Regions from separate parts of the Mus musculus genome. Here all the other regions are linked to region 3. Evidence: chromatin loops called from intact Hi-C (ENCODE). Cell type or tissue: heart. All regions are shown on one strand. Links, peaks and the distances in the headings refer to the core of each region. The heading gives the core; the rest is flanking DNA. Region 1 overlaps Plxna4 (plexin A4). Region 2 overlaps Plxna4 (plexin A4). Region 3 holds the start of Plxna4 (plexin A4). Region 4 overlaps Plxna4 (plexin A4).

What was found. Hi-C counts contacts between places; a loop is a spot of excess contacts. Peaks named below come from ENCODE experiments on the same cell type or tissue, not always from the same donor. Only the 100,000 strongest peaks of a DNase experiment are listed, where the experiment ranks them.
Region 1: a loop joins it to region 3, with 5 times the contacts of the local background. A loop is called at or near these places in 14 of 42 quality-filtered maps.
Region 2: it touches region 3 in a loop (2.8-fold over the local background); 5 of 42 quality-filtered maps call a loop at or near these places.
Region 4: a loop joins it to region 3, with 3 times the contacts of the local background. A loop is called at or near these places in 13 of 42 quality-filtered maps.

Annotation. Positions count from the first base shown.
Region 1 is chr6:32,477,506-32,481,972 of GRCm38, reverse strand. All of the region lies in intron 3 of Plxna4 (plexin A4), which reads left to right. Among named protein-coding and RNA genes, the nearest start is that of Plxna4os1, 31 kb to the left of the region's middle. In heart, for the core only: a CTCF peak has its summit at 2,471 (motif pointing left); DNase peaks (open chromatin) are centred at 1,022 and 2,602; H3K4me3 peaks cover 448 bases; H3K27ac peaks cover 2,500 bases.
Region 2 is chr6:32,517,565-32,522,031 of GRCm38, reverse strand. Plxna4 (plexin A4) reads left to right here. Exons shown (of 32, transcript NM_175750.3): 2 at 4,268-4,467. The coding sequence starts at 4,353. Among named protein-coding and RNA genes, the nearest start is that of Plxna4os1, 8.7 kb to the right of the region's middle. In heart, for the core only: no CTCF peak of the experiment used is centred there; a DNase peak (open chromatin) is centred at 1,691.
Region 3 is chr6:32,586,351-32,590,817 of GRCm38, reverse strand. It overlaps Plxna4 (plexin A4), which reads left to right and starts at 2,626. Exons shown (of 32, transcript NM_175750.3): 1 at 2,626-3,514. In heart, for the core only: a CTCF peak has its summit at 2,322; a DNase peak (open chromatin) is centred at 2,527; H3K4me3 peaks cover 1,427 bases; H3K27ac peaks cover 1,342 bases.
Region 4 is chr6:32,458,418-32,462,884 of GRCm38, reverse strand. All of the region lies in intron 3 of Plxna4 (plexin A4), which reads left to right. Among named protein-coding and RNA genes, the nearest start is that of Plxna4os1, 50 kb to the left of the region's middle. In heart, for the core only: no CTCF peak of the experiment used is centred there; a DNase peak (open chromatin) is centred at 2,284; H3K27ac peaks cover 1,829 bases.

The sequences.
Region 1 (4,467 bases), core at 963-3,462, 110 kb after region 3:
AGGAGGAGCTAGATTCCAGTTCCATCTGGGAGACATGAAGCCCTCTTTTTTTTTTTTTTTTAAGCTTAAAATAGGAAAACGGTGCCTTCCTTAGGCATTCATACAATTGTTCTCTTAAGCTGCAGAAAGATAAAGACGAGCCAGGGGTGTCGCTGAATGCCATGCCACTGCCTCCCGATTCTAAGGCACTTAGCTCTGTCTAAGCATCTGCTTGGGTCTGTATCTGCAGCTGGCCATGCATCTGAACTGTTTATAGTCAAACCTGGGTGTTGTGGAAATCGTGTGACAGCTGGAAAATCTCAACTTTGTTTGTGGCTACACCTCAGGTTTGAGACAAATTGATTACATACATGTTCCAACTTTCTCCTCTTGTATGATAAAGCCATCGATTGTTATTTGTTTAGCTTGTGTGTGCACACGTGTGTAGGTGTGTGTGTGTGTGTGTGTGTGTGTGTGTGTGTGTGTGTGTCAAGGCCTGTGGAGGATGTCAGTTGTCTTGCTCCCTACTTTATTCCTTTGAGACAGGGTCTTTTACTGGTGTTCACTGGCCTTCTGGTCAAGCTAACTGGCACGTGAGCCCACAGATCATATTGGAGCTACAGAGGTTCATAGTCCATGCCCAGTTTTTTAACATGGCTGCTGGGAATCTGAACCCACGTCCTCCTGCTTGCATGCCATGCACTCTTCACTACTCCCCAGACCCTGTAGACTGTTTGTTTGCTTTTTATACAGCAGGAGAAAATATAAAAGAGGATAGCAAATATCTCTGACTTTCTTTGTATGGTATAGCTCTAAGGAGCAACTTCAACCTTCAGGGATATGAACAGCCGTGTGAATTGGGGTGAGGTAGGACAGCAGAGTGTAGGAAATCCTCAGAGGTCAGCATAACCAGGGGACAATCAGAAGCTCCAAATAGATGCCTTAGCCAGCCCTTATGGGGCTGGGTGGGAGTGGGAGTGGTGTGTGTGTGTGTGTGTGTGTATCCTAGGGAAGAAGAGGCCATGTGACTCAGCTGAGCAGCCCTCTGGGTCCCTGTGGCAGGGAGGCATTGTTCCTGGAACCAATGACCTGGGAGAAGGAGACAGGCAGAGCTCAGGAAGCTGAGACTCTGGACTCCCTCCTCCACTTCCCATAGCCCGGAAACAAGGCCCTAGATTTATAAGTTTATGCTTAATTAAGAGAACAGAAAAAAAAATATCATTTTGACTTTTAAGAATAAATGTAGAACAATCCAGACTAATTTTAATTCTCCCTCTAAAGCGTCAAGACCCCAGGTGGTGTGACCTTGACACAGTACTGGCCTTTTCCTCTGTGCCTTACCCTGTGCCTTACCCTGTGGGACCTTCTGCTGGCTAACTGTCTGCACTATCGTTCATCCTGGCTCTGTATCTTACCACCTTTCTTTGAAGCTTTGAACTCTTCACCTGCAAAAGTGCTGTCCACCCTACTCTCTTGCCTGTGACACTCTCCTCTCTTTTGTAACATCGCTCACATTGCCCCCCGGCAGAAGGACTTAGACCTTGGTGATCACCCCAACTTCTCAGTGTGTTTTGATTTCTCTGACAGCCCCTCAATTATGTGTCCTGGGTGATTCCCAGGAATGGCATTGATCAAACCGAAGGCCTTTGTTCTTGGGAATTGATTTCCTCTAATGTGACTGAAACTGACATGGGGTGGCCCTGGTGTGTTGAGATGTGAGCCTGGCCTTTCTTAGGTGACAACATCTATTTCTCATCACTTCCCATCCCCTTTAATAGCATAATATGCATTGCACTTTAGGGTGGGACCTACCTCCTAGAAATAGCTGCTTATTTTGTCCTTTTTTGCAAGTGTCAAGTCCATTCTCTTGAGTGACTTTCATGCCATCCTCCCTCCATCAGAAAGGTTTGTGGTTGCAGAGGTTGGAGCCAAGAAACCTTACTCCAGCTGAAGAACTGTCCTGGCACCATGACCCAGTGGTTGGAACCCTCGTAAATGTTTTACTCCAGGATCTGCAAACCGAAAGCCTCACTGTGACACATACTAAGAAACCTTGGGGGAACTGGTCAGCAAGTCACCAGCAGGGCAAGCCAGAAAGGGAAGCTTATCTCAGTGGAAGAACTTGAAAGTTTGCAGTTGTGACAAGTTTCCATTCTTTTCTGTAAAGGACAAGGGAGATTGTCCTCTTTGTTGGGCTTATATTATTGGCAGGAGGCAGAGCAATGGGCTCCAGCCACTTCTGCCTTCTGCCCACTGTTGTATCTATAAATACTCCACCACATAATATCCTGATGGGGTAGGGAGGGACTTGCTGGGACATGGGCCATATCTCTACAGTGAGAATGCTTGGCACTGCTTGTTCTTCATCCAGATCTTAGCAGTTCTGATCATCTGTGGACTTGCTGTGAGCCTTCAGCTTCATTGCCCAGGTCTGGGAGACCCTGGGAAGTTCAGGGTGTCCATGTCTCAGCTCCTTCAGCCTGCCACCTGCTGGCCACACTCTGGCCACTGCTCCTCATGGGCTTAGTGTCCCTCTAAGGGGAACTTTTTGCCTGCCACCTATGTTGTAGGGGCCAGTAGTGTCTGTCACTTCTCAGCTTGTCCAAGTGATGTTTCCCTGAGCACTCTGAGGCCCTGAGGCTGCTCTGCAAGATGAGATCATTGGTGCTAAATTTATCTCTGCTGACAGCCCGGAACTGGGTTCCAGGGCCCCTGCCTGGCTTGGGAGGTAGTCAGCCAGGAGGGGGATGGGTAGGTCTGCGGAATGATCTGCCCTAGCTTTTGCTGTGATCACTGTTGTCTGGTGAGAGGAGCTTTCTTTCTTCCTTAGACAATTCTTCCCGCTGTCTTTTGATCCTACGGGGTTCTCTGTATCAAGCGTTTGCTTTTCTACTCATAGCAGATCTTGGCAGCTTACAGGGTCAGTCTGAAGCTTAGGTAAGATGATACAGAAGATATTGAAAACAAAACAACACCACCACCACAATAAAACAAAAACAAGGGCAGGTTTGAGGAACCCTTTAGAGATGGGTATTTCATGTTTGGAACAATTGACCAGGATAAACATTAAAACTAACAAGCAAGAGTCAGTGAGGAAAATATTTCTGAGCAAGGCAAGATCTGGCTTTGTGCTTACAAAGACCTTTCTGTAGTCCAAGAAAAAGAAATGAAAATATGGAAAAAATTTGTTAAAAGCAAGTATGAGGGAAGGGAAGGGAATCTTAGGGGTGTGTGTGGGGGGGGAAGAGAAATGCCAGGTTGACTCCGACTGACCTCTTGGGAGATAGCAGAGGGGCTTAAAGCTAACAACTTCCTTGAGTTTCCTACTAAGCACAGGTGCTGAGAAACCCATGCCCACACACGTGGCTTTGATGCTTGGCTTATCAGACAAGGTTCGAAATGCTGCAGGTATGTCCTGCTGGGTGGTTTAAGATGGCACAGTATGTTTAAGAGTCTGGAAAATAAACAAGCAAGCAAATAACAAGGTAGGGAGTGCTGTACAAGGTGAGCCAGCACACATACGTCCTGCTTTGCTCTCCTTTGAATGCAGTCACTGGGAGCCTAACGCAGGAAGGGTAATCGGGTGGGTGACTGGGATCAGAGGGTGAGAGTTCTGCTCCCCCTGCCCCTCCCTCCATTTTGGCAAATACTTTAGAGTTCCAGGAGTTAGTAACAAGAGCTGGTGGGTCCTTGAACAAACCAGACCCCCAAGAACTCAAAGGGAAGATAGAGCTCTGCTCCCTGCCAGGGGGCTGAATGAGAGCTAACTTCTAGGTCATCCCTAGGGGTTCCAACAGAGGCAGAAGAGCTTTTCTGCTGGAAATCTCAAGTCAGTAGCCCCTTCAGGGGAGCCCAAGGACAAGGAGAGGGTGGGACCTGCCTCACCATGGACCAGCAATATGCTAGGTTCCTACTGCTGTGAATACATTTCAGGGGCTTGCTGAGTTAAGGCCAATGCTATTGTCTTACTGCCTAGAGGTCAGAATGCCACACAGGTGTCACTGGGCTAAAACTAAGGTGCTAGCAGGGCTTCCTTTCTACCTAGAGGCTCTTGAGGGCAATCTGTTTCCTGGCCTGCAACTGCTGGTAGAGGCCCTCACATTCCTTGGCCAGTGCTGTCCTGCTCCATCCCTAAAGCCAACAGCATTGCGCCTCTCCTACTTTCTTCCATTGCCTTGGCTCCCTGTGACCATAGCCAGGAAAAGGCCTTTGATTTTATGCCCTGATGTGATCTAAGCATGCCTATCATGTAGGGTGCTCTCTCTCTACCTCAAGGTCCTTAACCTTGTCACCTTCTAAGTCCCCTTTGATATGTCAGGTGGCATACAGTCTGTGCAGATCAGAGAGACTGAGGGGTTCTAGATTCTTCCCACCACAAGCAGAGGGTCCTATACAACTCCTGAAGAATTGCCAATGAGACTGTGAGGTTGGACATCTCAGGGGATGGACTTGAGAGACAGAGAGATAGTGGGCTAAGTTTTTACAGAG
Region 2 (4,467 bases), core at 694-3,193, 69 kb after region 3:
GGTTCCTGGTCTATTAGAGTTCCTGTCCTGATTTCTTTCTGTGATAGACTGAGATGTGGAGACATAAACTGAAATAATGTCCCACCCCCAACTTGCATGCGGTCATGGTATTTCATCACAGTAATAGAAAACAAGATTCTTTCATTAATGACTCCAGAAAATGAAACCTGAACTAGCTTATGGAAAGGGGAAAGCTTTTGGCTCATGCGCATGGGTAGGACAGGCACCCAGATGGTGTCATGCACACCACCTAGATATCTATACTTCCTGAGCTGGGACCTGGGCAACTCTGCTTACTTCTGTTCTCTAATGGCGTCATTCTTTGATTATCTTCTTCATACCTACCCCGTTGGGTTACAAGATAGCCCCAGCAATCCATAGTCCACATTGAATGGTAGCTCAACAGGGTCATGGCGAACAATGAAATCAAAGCTAGGTAATGTACGTGAAGACAACTTGTAAATTCTGAAGGAATTTTGTGAGCTAATTGCTATTTTAAACTGCTCTATAATAACTTTCTTCCTGGCACTCAGGAATCTGAGAGGATGGTAGCACTTCATGAAAATTAGTTTGAGCTCTTCAAAACTTGCTATATAAAACAAAGGCAGTCCCAACTGCTTTAATCAAAATGATGATAAGCTTCTAAAAATGAGTTCCATCTCCCCTGAGACCACTCAGAGCTAAGGGGATGATTTCACAAAGAGGAGATAGTAGTGTGTTTGGGTTTGATTTGGACTGTGGGGTGACCTGTCCTCAGTCCCCTCACCCACCCTGCCCGGTTCAGGAGACTCTTCAGAATCTTCTGAAATGATTTGATTTTGTAAGTGGAAGAATCAAGGTTGGTACTTTTTAATTTTAAGATTATTTTAAAATCAGCTAAATGTCTTTTTGAATGAGAGTAATTAGAAGTATCAGACAGTCCTTTCTAGACCTTTTTTTTTTCCTTTTTTTTTGACTAGGAATACCAATAGGGCATTCTTGGACTAAAGACACCATTTACATGGTTAATATCTTAGGAGAGACACTCTCACCCTTTGGAAGACCCAGTTTTTCAGTCTTGTGAGATCAGAATAACCTTAGGTGACCCTAAGAGGTGGCTGTTGGCTCTGCCCATCTGTGGGTTCTGAGATGTGGTGGGAAGATTGGCATTGGCCAGGCCCACAGTGGTGTCTTTAGTGAGTTCAGCTGGTGCCCACATGCTTATCCATACCATGTCCACTTCTCTTTCTCTGTTTCTTGTTTTCTAATCAATCATTTTCCTGGGAGAGAGAGAGAGAGAGAGAGAGATAGAGAGAGAGAGACAGAGAGAGACAGAGAGAGAGAGAGACAGAGACAGAGACAGAGACAGAGAGAGAGAGAGAGAGAGAAACACACGCTCTTCATTCCCAGCATGCATTATTGTTTCTTGTGAGTTCTGCTCCCCTCCAGGAACAGTAATTTCACCATCCCAAGATAGAAGTGATAAGTATTTGAGATGCATAAATGTATCTTTTTTGGTGCCTAATAGAAGATGGTGAATGAGCTCTGGACCCTTCCAGCCCAGTATAGTCATGACTACAGTCCTCCTTGTCTGACCTGGCACTGATTGGAGAGCTGTGGATTGGCTGTGGGTCTGCAAGTGTGTACAGTAAGATGGGCCAAGTGGTTGGCACGTGGCATGCTCTGATACAGGCTCTGCTGGAAGTCCTCTCCCAAAGGGCTGGTGGCTGTGCCCCAACCTGCCTGTGCCTGTCTGTAGTGAGCATACCAGCCCCTCTGGAATTTGGCTCTTGGCAGAGCTGCAGTGAGAGCCCTGTTAGCCAGCAGAGCATATGGTGCCCGAATAGCTGTCACTTTCAAAGGCTGGGGAACAGATGTTGGAACAGGTTTCGATAAAGTCAGAAGAGGCCAAACGTGATAGGAAGAGCACTGAATGGGGAATCAGTGGTCTGAGCTCCCTCATCACCATCTTTAATTTATATTTCATTGATGGATGGATGGATGGATGGATGGATGGATGGATGGATTGTGTGTGTACATGTGGGGGTGCACATATATGTGCCAGAGTTAAGAACTTCAGTTCTTAACTCTCCTCCATGAAGATGAGGGCGTGGAGGGGCCTCTCTGGGAAACTTCTCTGTGTTTTAATTAAGTTTTTACTCTTTCCTCAGCTCTGGGCATTTTAGTCATGACTTCTCAGTAATTCTCTCTTCTGCCACATCTTCTTCCTGATTCGTGAGCGGTGTTTTCCAAACCTTATCTCCCTCATCCCCACTCTGGTTGGATACTTCCATTGTGGACACTCTCCCAAGAAGGTGCTTTTCTCCTAGCTTGGCATATCCTCTGCAAGTTCATGGTGTGGCTCAAATTCTACTCCCCAACAAGGTTTCTGATAGATAGCCTGCTCCTTGTTTCCTCTTCTCAAGTAAGAACTCCCAAAGTGTGCTGTCATATGTCACAGAACTTCATACTTCACCTTATGCAATAAGTCAGGCTCTACTGCCTTTTACATGACTTGACACGAAACTGACAACAGCCTGACACAGAAGTCCTACAATAGCTTGCCTGTGTTGTACAGGCTCTGAGTGTACTTTTGAACTATGTGGGTAAATATGAAGGCCCTCAGATTACAGGGCTGCTGTTAGGGTGGGGTTTCCTTCTGCAAGGGTCTTCTTCCTCTAATGTCATGCTGAGGTGCTCTTTCACAGAACTTTGGCTGATAATGTAAAGTCTTTATTGTTGTATTTTTTCCCTCTTTTCTGGGTGTTCAGCTAATCTGTGCTTTCTTCATGCTGGGGTGATTTCTATTATTTTAACAAGTTCTCTCATCTTATAACCCCATTGTTTTAAGACCTTGGGAGAATGAGAAATCCCACAGAGCAGAGATGCCCCTAAATAAGGCATTGGCTATCCCATCCCTTATTTCATCCAATCTGGAAGAAATGGGATTGCTGAAAGCTCATGCAGAAAGTACAATGAATAGAAGTAAAGGGAACTGCTAGGATGGATGGCAATTTTGTCCCTAGAGATGATTTGTTTGTTTGTTCGTTTGTTTATTTATTTTTAGATGGTTTCTGAATTACTTTTTCTCTTGTTTTGAAGAAAATTGTAGGAGGCAGAGGAGTCCACATTATAGGAGACAGAGGAGTCCTTAGCATTGGGGGCAGCCAAGATCTATCTCATTAAAATGATAGGAGAGCTCAGAGCTGGGTCATGTACCCAGGGGCGCGGGGCTGGTGACCTCTGCAGCTGGGAGGGCTAGGGGATATGGGCTTTTAATTTAACCTCACTGTACCTTCTTGTAGAGGAGGCAGGAAGGACAAAGAGGGTCTGGGACAGCAGTTGCAATGGGTGGCCCACAGAAGGGGGTCAGCCTTGGCAATTCTGTGTGCATAACAAGAAGTACAGCCCAGCTCTTGAGTGAGAGGCTGGGATCAAATGAGATGGTTAAAGACCGACTATCGACTACTTTGGCCACTCTGCCCAGTTTTGGTGGTAAAGTCCCATAAGCTGACATTCCTTAGGTGTAAAATTTTATACATTTATACAAATGTATAAAATGATCACATGCTTCTGTTGTTAGTAGTTACAGTTCTGGCCGGTAACAGTATGTGCAAATTAGGTATTTTGAGCAGAAGGTAATAAGAGTCTTCTTAAAAGACTGCTTTCTTCAGGGGGTAGAGCTGTATTTTTTCAGTTAATAACAATGAGATCGCTGTTACTATCTCTTAGGCCTAAGGGAGTGGGCAGGAGTTGGTCCAGAGACTGTGGAGACAGAGAACCAAGAAAGACCCCAGTACAGATGGCTCCTCCCTCTAGCTTTCTGTGAGTGCTGCTCACCTGGATCACTAACTAGGGACCAATAGCAGAGAACACTAATGCAGGGACCATGGGTGTCAAGTCTGTGGGTATAGAAAAGTGTAGACCTTAAATCTAGAAGGTCAGTTGGAAGACACTCACCGTGGAAGAGTTGCTAAGATGAAATGAGACAGTACCCAGAGATATTGGCCAAGGTATTGATGCAAAGCCAGACACTCAGTAGGCAATATTGCTTCCTATCAGCATCACCACCATCATCCTCACCATCCCCATCACCATGACAGTTATCAGCATCATTATTATTGATGAGGAGTACTGTGGCTGCCAGCTACCAGCTCCTTCACCTAAGCTGGCCTCTGGCTATCCCACGACAGGTCAGTTCCATATATGTACCAAATTCAGGCCAATTTGAAGTCACCATGATGCCCTGCCATAGAACACTCACAATTAAATCTTTTTTCTTTACTAGGGGAGACAGCCCTGCTGAGTCCTGGCCCCCGCGAAGGGACAGTTGTGCTGGAGTGCTGCTGTGTCTGCGAGGACCTGTGTCTGAGATGAAAGCCATGCCCTGGAACTGGACTTGCCTGCTCTCCCACCTGCTGGTGGTAGGGATGGGCTCCTCCACTCTGCTTCCACGACAGCCACCCCAGCTGTCTCAGAAGCCTTCCT
Region 3 (4,467 bases), core at 931-3,430:
TTCTTGTGAATGCCACTGCAATGAGAAGGTATAAATGTGGCGGGCACGCAAGGGAAGGCCACTGAAGCGCACACCTGTGCGAATGATAGTGGTGGTCAATAGTAAAGTCAAGGAGTAAGACAGTCGACCTTACCCATCCCCCCGCCCCCATCCTAGAGTTGAGGAAACCTTCAATAGGCCATCAAGTCTCTTGCTGTGGCTAGTTTGACCCTTTCTGCCATTCTTACAATGGTGGGAAGCTGTAACTGTTTCCAGCCTGCCTTCCCCCTGTGGTATTCAATAGAAGTCAAGAAAGGCAAAGGCAGCGTGAGGGAAGGCCCTATTAAGAAGAGGAGGACAGGCAGGGGCTGCACCTGTCCTTTGTTGGTCCAGCTTTCTGCACATTCTTTCCCTGTCACTGGCCTCTGTCATTACTCTTCAGGTACCACACAATGCTGACTCCTCTGAATGAAAACAAATGATTGCACACACTAGGCAGGAGATAAAGAACAATAAGCACATTTTGTTTGCTACCTCTAGAAAAAAAAAAGTCTGACTTCTGGTCCATCCATCAGGACACACACACACACACACACACACACACACACACACACACGCACTACAAGGGGCAGAAAAGACATCTAGGCAGGGTGACAAAGACTTGCTTGGATGATTGGCTGAGAAGGGCTTAGAGTAAGTTCTTACTTCCTCTCCCTTTGAGCATTTTCACATAAGTCCCCTACAGCCAACTGACAATCGGATCTCCTGTATCCTTTAGTGAAGTGCATTATTTAAGCAGCCTGGTGGGTTTTCTGTGGGGCTTTTAGGCTGTCACTTCTGGGGTGAGCCTGTTATGAAGGTGTCATGTGCCAATTTCAGGAGACTCTTCTGAGTGAGTTTAGGCCCTGGTGAGGCAAGCCTTACTAAGACCTGTGGGGACAGCTTCCTTTGATTTTGCATGAGTGTCTCTGAGGCGTCATGTCAGACAGACACTTGGCCCCGGGGCTCCCTTAGTTCTGGAAGGAGGATGTCAAAGCAGCAGCAACATGGAGTTATTGTTCTGTGTTTCTCTGGGCTTGTGAAACTAACTTGATATTGTGTGCTTATCTTGGGTCTGGGATCCAGCGTTTCAGAGAAGAGAGGAGCCAGATCAATGTATTACAGGGAGCTAATAAGATAACCCTTGCTGTCTTCTGGGCCATGCGATGCTCAGCAGACAACCAGAGCCTAACAGGGCTCCATGCTGTCTCCTGGAACACCCTGTAACTAGAGAAATGTCTGGCTGGCTGGCTTCTTCATGCTTACACTTGATTCATTGTGTCCTTCTGGTGGGAGCACTTTCAACAAGGTCCTGGGTGGTAAGTCCAACCCGACCCAAGTGTGCTACCTGCCCGGAAGCTTGTCCAACTTGTCACCTCGAAAGTCTACCGAGGGTATAACTTTGATGTTTGTGAAAACATTACCCCTATAAGAAGGGGAAGGAATTTATACCACTGTCAACCTTTTCCTAGTAAGCAGATTCTGAGAGGTTTTGGTGGGAGGGACAGTTATGCGCAGGAAGTGACTGAGGTTGAAGAAAGTGTCATGGGAGAGTGGGTCAGGAACCCCAAACCATAAGCTCCTGGAGAGGTCTTTCTTTGATGAATGGCTAGTCTTACTGAACTTGGCTGACAGAGCCATTTCCTTGAACTTAGCATGCAGAGTTGGGTAGACAAATAGGTGGGCATCCTTTTGAAAATTGTTTTATTTTTATTTATTTATTTTGGTCGTTGGGCTCATTAACTGGAGGGGGTCTTTGTAGAGATATTCTAGATAGTGCAGCCTCACCTATTTCCCTGCCTGCCAGATGCTCTCTCAATTTAAGCAACCTCTGGATTTCTTCCTTTGGGCTTCTGAAACTATTCTGATGTTGGCAATGTCTGGGTTATGTTTAGGACATGGCCCAGGACCTAGGGCTTCAGAGACAGTGAAGCAAGGTCAGCCTCTGGACAGATCAGGTTACCTAACAAGCTCTGTGGCATTGGCCATTCATTTCTGTCCTAGGACTAGAAGAAACCTTGGGTTTGGGCATCCTCTAGTGCTCTGTGTAGGATTACCTTGGTTGGTGGGGCTGGACAGGGATTCTAGGTTAGGAATGGATGTATGTTTGGCTGGTGTCTGTTAGGAACACCCAGAAGTGCCTCTGACCGCCTGCACCACATGCCTGCTTGGGAGTATGCCCCGATCCAAGTGCACTTGGTGGCACCATATATGCACCACTCTGCCCTGTGTCTCCACCGCCAGGGTGACTCGAGGAAGCCAAGAAGACCCAGGGGGTGTCTGCAAACGTCCACACTGGGGAAGAGCAGGCGGGCCAGTGGCGGCAGCGTGCGGGGAAGCGCCCCCTGCCCCCTCTGCCGGCCGCTCTACCTTGGTCTAGATGTCAGTCGCGAGCTCCGAGCCAGCTAGCGAGCCAGAGAGGGAGCGGCGGCGGCGGCGGCAGCGGCGGCGGCGGCGGCGGGCCGCGGGCGGCGGGGAGGGGAGGAGGCGAGGAGAGGGAGGGAGGAAGGGAAGCAGGGAGGGCGGGAGGGAGGAGAGGAGGACCCAGAGAGCGCCAGGCAGCTGGAGTTTTTGCAGCGCTTGGCCGGGCTTCAATGCACAGCAGCAGCGAGCCGCGGCGGCAGCAGGCAGCCCGGGAGCTCCGGCGGCGGCCGAGCCAGCGGCGGCCCCGCTCCCTGCCCCCTGCAAACTTTGCGAGCAGCCCGCCCGGGGGGCCGGGGACGCGCCTGGGAGGCTCGGCTTGGACTACGGCCGCGCTCTTGGCCGCCGCAGCGCTAGCCGCCGCCGTCGCTGCTACCACCGCAGCTCCGCGCCTCCCCGGGGAGCTGCCGGCGGCTTCCGAGGCCCCCCAGCCCCGGCCCCTGGGCACTGCCCGGCTAGTCCCCGGCCAGGGTTGGGGGCGACAGCGGCGCAGCCAGCCCCGGGCTGCCAGGGGGTGGCCGTCACTGCCCAGGGAGGCGCGCAGAGGATCGGAGAGCGCTCCCCGGCGGGTCCCCAACGTACTCGCCGCCGCGCCCGGGCAGCGGCCCGACCCGGCTAGCATGGGCGGCGCGGAGTGACGCCGCCGTGCCCGCTTGGCATCAAGGACATTCAGCCCGCGGGGGTGGGGACGAAGGGGGGCAGCCCCGCGTCGCCGCCGCAGCCCCTGAGAGCCACCGCTGTCGCTGCTTGGGCTCCGGGGCTGGATGGAAGCTAGGGGTGCTTGGAATTGATCTTCATTTCCTGACCTTTTTGTTGGACATTACGCCCACCTTGGACGCTGCAAGAGGAGCTGTCAAGCCCGGCAGGCTCTGATTTGGCCCCCTCCGTTTTTCTCTGCTGCTCGTGGCTTCCCCGTGCCTCGGTGGAGTATTTGCGTTCGGGGCTGGGGCTGGAGGAGGCAGCCACACGCGCGCACACGCACACGTTCAGAGGAGGGCGAGAGGCAGCGGTACAGGCACCATCTGCAGTGTCAATGCGGCGCTGGGGCTGAAGGAGGGAAACGCCGCGCTTCCAGGTAAGGAGCCGCCGGCCGGGCACAGGGCCAGCTGGGCAGAGCGGGCGGAGGTGGCGAGTCCGGTCCCGGAGTCCTCGCCTGCTCTGAGGCAGCCCACTACACACACACACGCACACACACACACACACACACACACACACACACACACACGCAAAACACAAATCGCGTGCGCGCACACACACATACTCACACACAGGCACACACTGCGCTCACGCACCTGCCCACGTCCCACCTGGACACCCGCGTAGGTGCATCGCAGCCGGAGCAGGGATTTCCCGTGTTCTTCTCCTCTCCGGACCTAGACTTCTCTTCCCCAGGACTTTCAGGGTGGGATTCAGTAAATGACTGACTCTCCTATCCAGCCTGGTAGGATGAGGGAACGATTTTGCTGTTTCTAGCTCCTTTCATTTCCTAACTGGTTTTTATAAGACAGGAGAAGTCATGGGAGGTCTTATGAGACCCGCCCAGTGCAATTGTGCCCCTTAGCTTTTTGGACACCCGGAGATTTTTTGCTTTTAAATAGGAGAAAGGCAGAGAGATATTTAAAGGGCAGAGAACTGGAGATCTTGGTGATCCGGTGCCTGGGAGGAGGCCACATAGGCAACTGGGGCTGCAGTTCTGTAGGGCGGCGCATATGGAACAGACTCTGCGATTCCCCAGTAAAGGCAGCACACACGCCTTTCCGAAGCGTGGCACTGCTTCCCCGGAATGCGCCGGGATTTCAGTCAGGGAGGGGCTTTAACATCAAAGCTAGAGGAGTGTTCCTTGTCTAGGGAGGATGCTGCGGTCCTTTAAGGAGGATCAGACCTTATTCATGTTGCCAGTCACCGGTAGACAACAAGGAGACAGGGCTTAAGGGACACATGTTTGCGGCCAACCCCTCACTTCCTTATCCTTCTGTGTGTATGTGAGGCAACTCCCCCCTGCGCCTTTAGTTAACACCTGTCACATGT
Region 4 (4,467 bases), core at 1,142-3,641, 130 kb after region 3:
AAGCAGCTTTGGCTCTGTGGCTTGCAAATAAACTTCAAAGAAAATGAAGAGATCTTGTTGCCATTTTAACACTAATAGGGTACTGAGAAGGCAGGGTGATGTAGAGCCAAGGATAGGAAGTCTGAGATGTGTCTTGGTTGGCATGTGGCCCTAAGTGACATCACCTCTCAGAATATGCTTTCTTTTGCCATCAGCAAGGTTGAGGGAGGTAATGTGTGTGGAGTTCCCGGGATATGTCCTGGCACATAGTAGGCATACTAAGCATCCTTGATTTTTCAAGGATCAACATCCTTGCTTTCTTCTGCCATCAGATAGGTTGAGTGAGGCAATGTGTGCAAAGTTCCCAAGACATGCCCTAACACATAGTAGGTACACTAAGCACCCCTGACTTCCAATTGCAGTATTGGTGACTTCTATAGTATACAGCATACAATATATGGTGAGGTTATAATAAACACATGGAGCTCAGTTGGCCACTGGATAAGCGAGTATCTGCTGTCCACACCAGGGAGCCAAGACTGGGGTTCTGTTCAGCACGTGGAAAAACCCTAATTCTATTTCCAAAGTAACCATGAACTCAGATGCAGATTCTGCTTACAGCAGACAGCATTGCCGGAGAGCAGTGAAAGTCAAGCCTAGCCTCAGCCTAACCTCAAGGATGAACTTCAAGCACCGTGGTAGGCACAAGACGGACTAGGAAGCTGGAGTTCCTGTACCTTGCAGGCTTTTTCCTTTTTCTTTTCAGGATATGAGTGAGACTCCTTCAGAGGCCTCGTCTCTTCCATATCACTAGATTTGCTAATGCAGTTCCTGAGTAAAAGGAGCTAAGGTAGGGCCTGAGTGGTCAGCATTCTAGCAAGCTCCTGGGGGTTACTGCTGGTCCAGGGACCATGTGTGGGACTCCTCCTGGACCACACTGTTCGTCCTAGCTTAGGCTTCCTGTCACCTTGTGTTTCCAGTCTCTCTGAACCTCCTGCTCTACAGTTCTGATATGAATGCTTTCCTTACATCCTTTGCTGAAATTTCTTTATCTTATACCTTCTTTGCATCTGCATCTGTGGATGAGAAGTTGTTTCTTTAGCCCATTACCCATCATTCTCCTTTTCAGTCTTCCTCATCATTTCTGAGCTCCTAGCTAAGCAGAAAAGGATAAGGCGATACCCAGCTCCCTAACTGGTGTTTGTGGTGACCCTAATTAGGAAAAAGGCAGATGCAAAAGCAGAATCATTCCCACTGCCCACCTCATCTTTGGAAGCCCCACGTGTCTCTATCCCAATATGTATCCATTCCCTAGTCCCAATTCCCTAATCACTTTGCCAGAGTAAATAATTGCTGGTGTGTGGTGACCCAAGGTCATCACCAATGGAGGAATGTAATTAGGACCTTCATTTCCGACCATCTTGGGAGCCTCCTTGCAGCTGATACTTGTTTCTCTGACCCTTGCATCGATGCTCATGTCTCCTGGCCCCTTCCCCTTCCCAGCCGAGAAAACTTGGACTGGAATAGAGTTGCTCATAGGCAGATAGCAGGTCTGCCTTTCTTTGCTTCTTTCTCTATGGGCATGATTGGTAGGACTCCATGGAGCTAGAACCTTGGCCCTCACCTGGCATGCAGTGCTCTGTGCATGTGGCTGTTCTCCAGGAACCATTTCAGGGAGGATCTGAGATTAGAAACTATCTCTACTGTGCCTTTTTAAGCATTTCCCTCTCTCCCTCCAACCCACCGTGGCTACCATTGGATTTTTCCTGTGTCAGAATATTTCACTTCCTTTCCTTCTTGCTTATATGTGCTTGGTAGAGGTGGGCATGTTTGAAGCTCCCTGTGTGGGAAAGGCCTGAAAAAACTTGAAAAGCATCGTAGAGGACGGGACACAAATGCAGGAGGCAGGTGGTTGGCCTTTCATTCCTTGCTCTTCCATCTCGCCATGCTGGTCTGATTCTTCTTGCTCAATGCACAGTGCCAGAATGCCTTGCTGTGGAAGATGATGACAGATAAACATTTTCGAGTTCTTTTGGAAATGGTCCCGTGGTCAGAGCAGGGGAGGAAAAGCATCTTCTTGCCTTCGTTCTGACTCCCATGGAGAAGCCAGATCCGAACTAAAAATAGAACAGAGAAAAGGCTGAGACCCTCTTGAGTGTCCTCCCAGTGTTCCCTTCTGGAATGGGAGGGGCTTGGTGGGGAAGGAAGTGTGATGTCATGCTTCGGTTTCTGATGCTCTGAGTTTCCTTTTAGGAAGAATGTGCACACGGAGGATAAAGGAAACAGCAGTTTGTTAATTTACGGAAGAGGGAGATCATTGGCTCTATCTCCAGGAAAGTACTTCCAACCAATAAACACACAACTTGTACAGCTCTGCCTCTGCGGTGTCTGACATGCCCAGTCTGTTCCAGGCTGCCGATGCAGTGTCAGAGCCTGGTTATGCTCGGTCACGTGAAGTCTCACTGGGCCCACAGACCAGCCACTTGCCTTCTTCTCCTAGACAGACTCTCCAAGGCAGAGACATTTTGTCACCTGCCCAGTCCACCAGGCACATCAAAGCACAGACATCAATTAAAAAAAAAAAAAAGCACATCTCCCCACCCCCACTCCCTTGTCATAAGAAAACAATGTAAGAAGCTCTAAAGATTCCACGTGGGAATAGACTTTTCTGTTTTTAAATACGCATTTTTTTTCTGTGTGTTCTTTAGCTCCTGGATTTTTCTGGGGACTGCATTCATCATCCCCGTCATCGTCTGGCTCCCAAATGCCTTCTGCGTTGCTCAGCACATGGGTTCTTGTTGGTGAAAGTGCTGATGGATACCACCATAGCTGTCCATGGTAATACAGGGAACACAGGAGTGTAGGGGGTGGGAGAGAGAGAGAGAGAGAGAGAGAGAGAGAGAGAGAGAGAGAGAGAATGAATACATATGCATACAGGTGGAGAATCCAGCTAGCCCAGAGTCATTCCCCAGCCAAGGATACCTGAGGCCTCAGCTGTAGAGAGTGAGCCTGACTTGGAGAGAGCAGGGCTGGCCAGATCTAGTCTCTCCATTTCCTTTGAGACATGGTCTCCTGTGGGGTGGAAGAACCCATCTCAGGTTTTAAATGTGTACGGTAGCAAGTAGGATCTTCGAACTCATACATTCCATACCTCACAGGCTAAGATATAAAGGCAAGGTGACCTAAAAGTGTCGGTATTCTTTCTGGAGGTTTCTAAACCTTGAGTGATTGGGTGAGTTTGAAACAATTAACCTCTGCTGGTATCCTGAGTGGTGAAAACAGAGACATAGCAACTGCTCTATATAGCTGAGCCTCTGGGCCACTAACTTGCCCAGAGCACTCCAGGTCAATGTAGAATACAGATCTTACTCAAGGATATGCAAAAACTAGTCTCGAATTCCTAAGAAAGAGCTAATGAGACCCACCACGGGCAGGGGGAGCTTTTGAGGGATGGTAAGGCTTTGATTCTATAGCAGGTTGAGAAGATTCTTTTGCTTCGAGAATGCTGGAGTGTTCACCTGATTCAGGCATGGTAGGGTTCTGGTCTTGGTGCCCCACCCCTATCCCAGTTTTATTTGAACTGAATGACTGGAGATGGGGAGGAAAAGGAGACAAAGGAAATGAGAGTCATTGCTGCTGCCGAGGCAGTAATGGAATTAACGGACCCTTTGAGCTCCCCATTAACAACAGAACTCATGTTTCAGAATCATTTATGGTCTAGGCTTTCTGATGCAGCCTGAGATAACATCTGCCTCTGTGGGAAGACTTGTCTGCAGGTGGGAACATTCTCCATCCTTTGGGAACCATGTGGTATGGATTCCTAGAAAACAAGGAGAGACTGGGGCTTTGTTGTTGTCTCTCAGTTTTAGGAAGACAAACACTAAGTAATGACAGCAAGGAACAGAAAAGGCCACATAGTTCCAGAGCTACATTCCAGCCCCATACCTTTAACAACTTCCTGTGTAAGCCTGAATGCACTCAGCTTCTGTGGATAGTTTGCTGATCTGTATGTAGAGGGACCCAAATGACAGTCATCATCTTCCTGGATGGGAGAAAAATCTGAGAGATAACAAGCAGGAGTTGGTACCCAAGAGGAATGGAGAGGATGGTGTCTTATTAGAGGCAACAGCATTGTCAGAAAACTTTGCTCTGTGTCCAAGCCCTGGAGGAACTGCACCCGTGGTTCTGGATGAAGACCTTACAGAGCTTGGTAGATGTAGGCGGCTGTATGTGACAGGCAAGCCCAGTGCCCCTTCACTCCTTGGTGGGGCCAGGTTTCATCCCCTCATTTCCTTGGAGTACAGTGTCCCTGAAATGATCATCTAAGGTAGGAGGTTTTGAGCCATTGGTCTCTCCTTGCTTCTGAACCCTTTGAATGGTGGCACTTGCTTTGCTGTACTGACTTGAGTTTAGATCCTCTTAGTTAGAGTAGTCTAGCTGCACTGTCCCACATCATTAGAAACCATGCTATTATCAGCTTACTAAGAA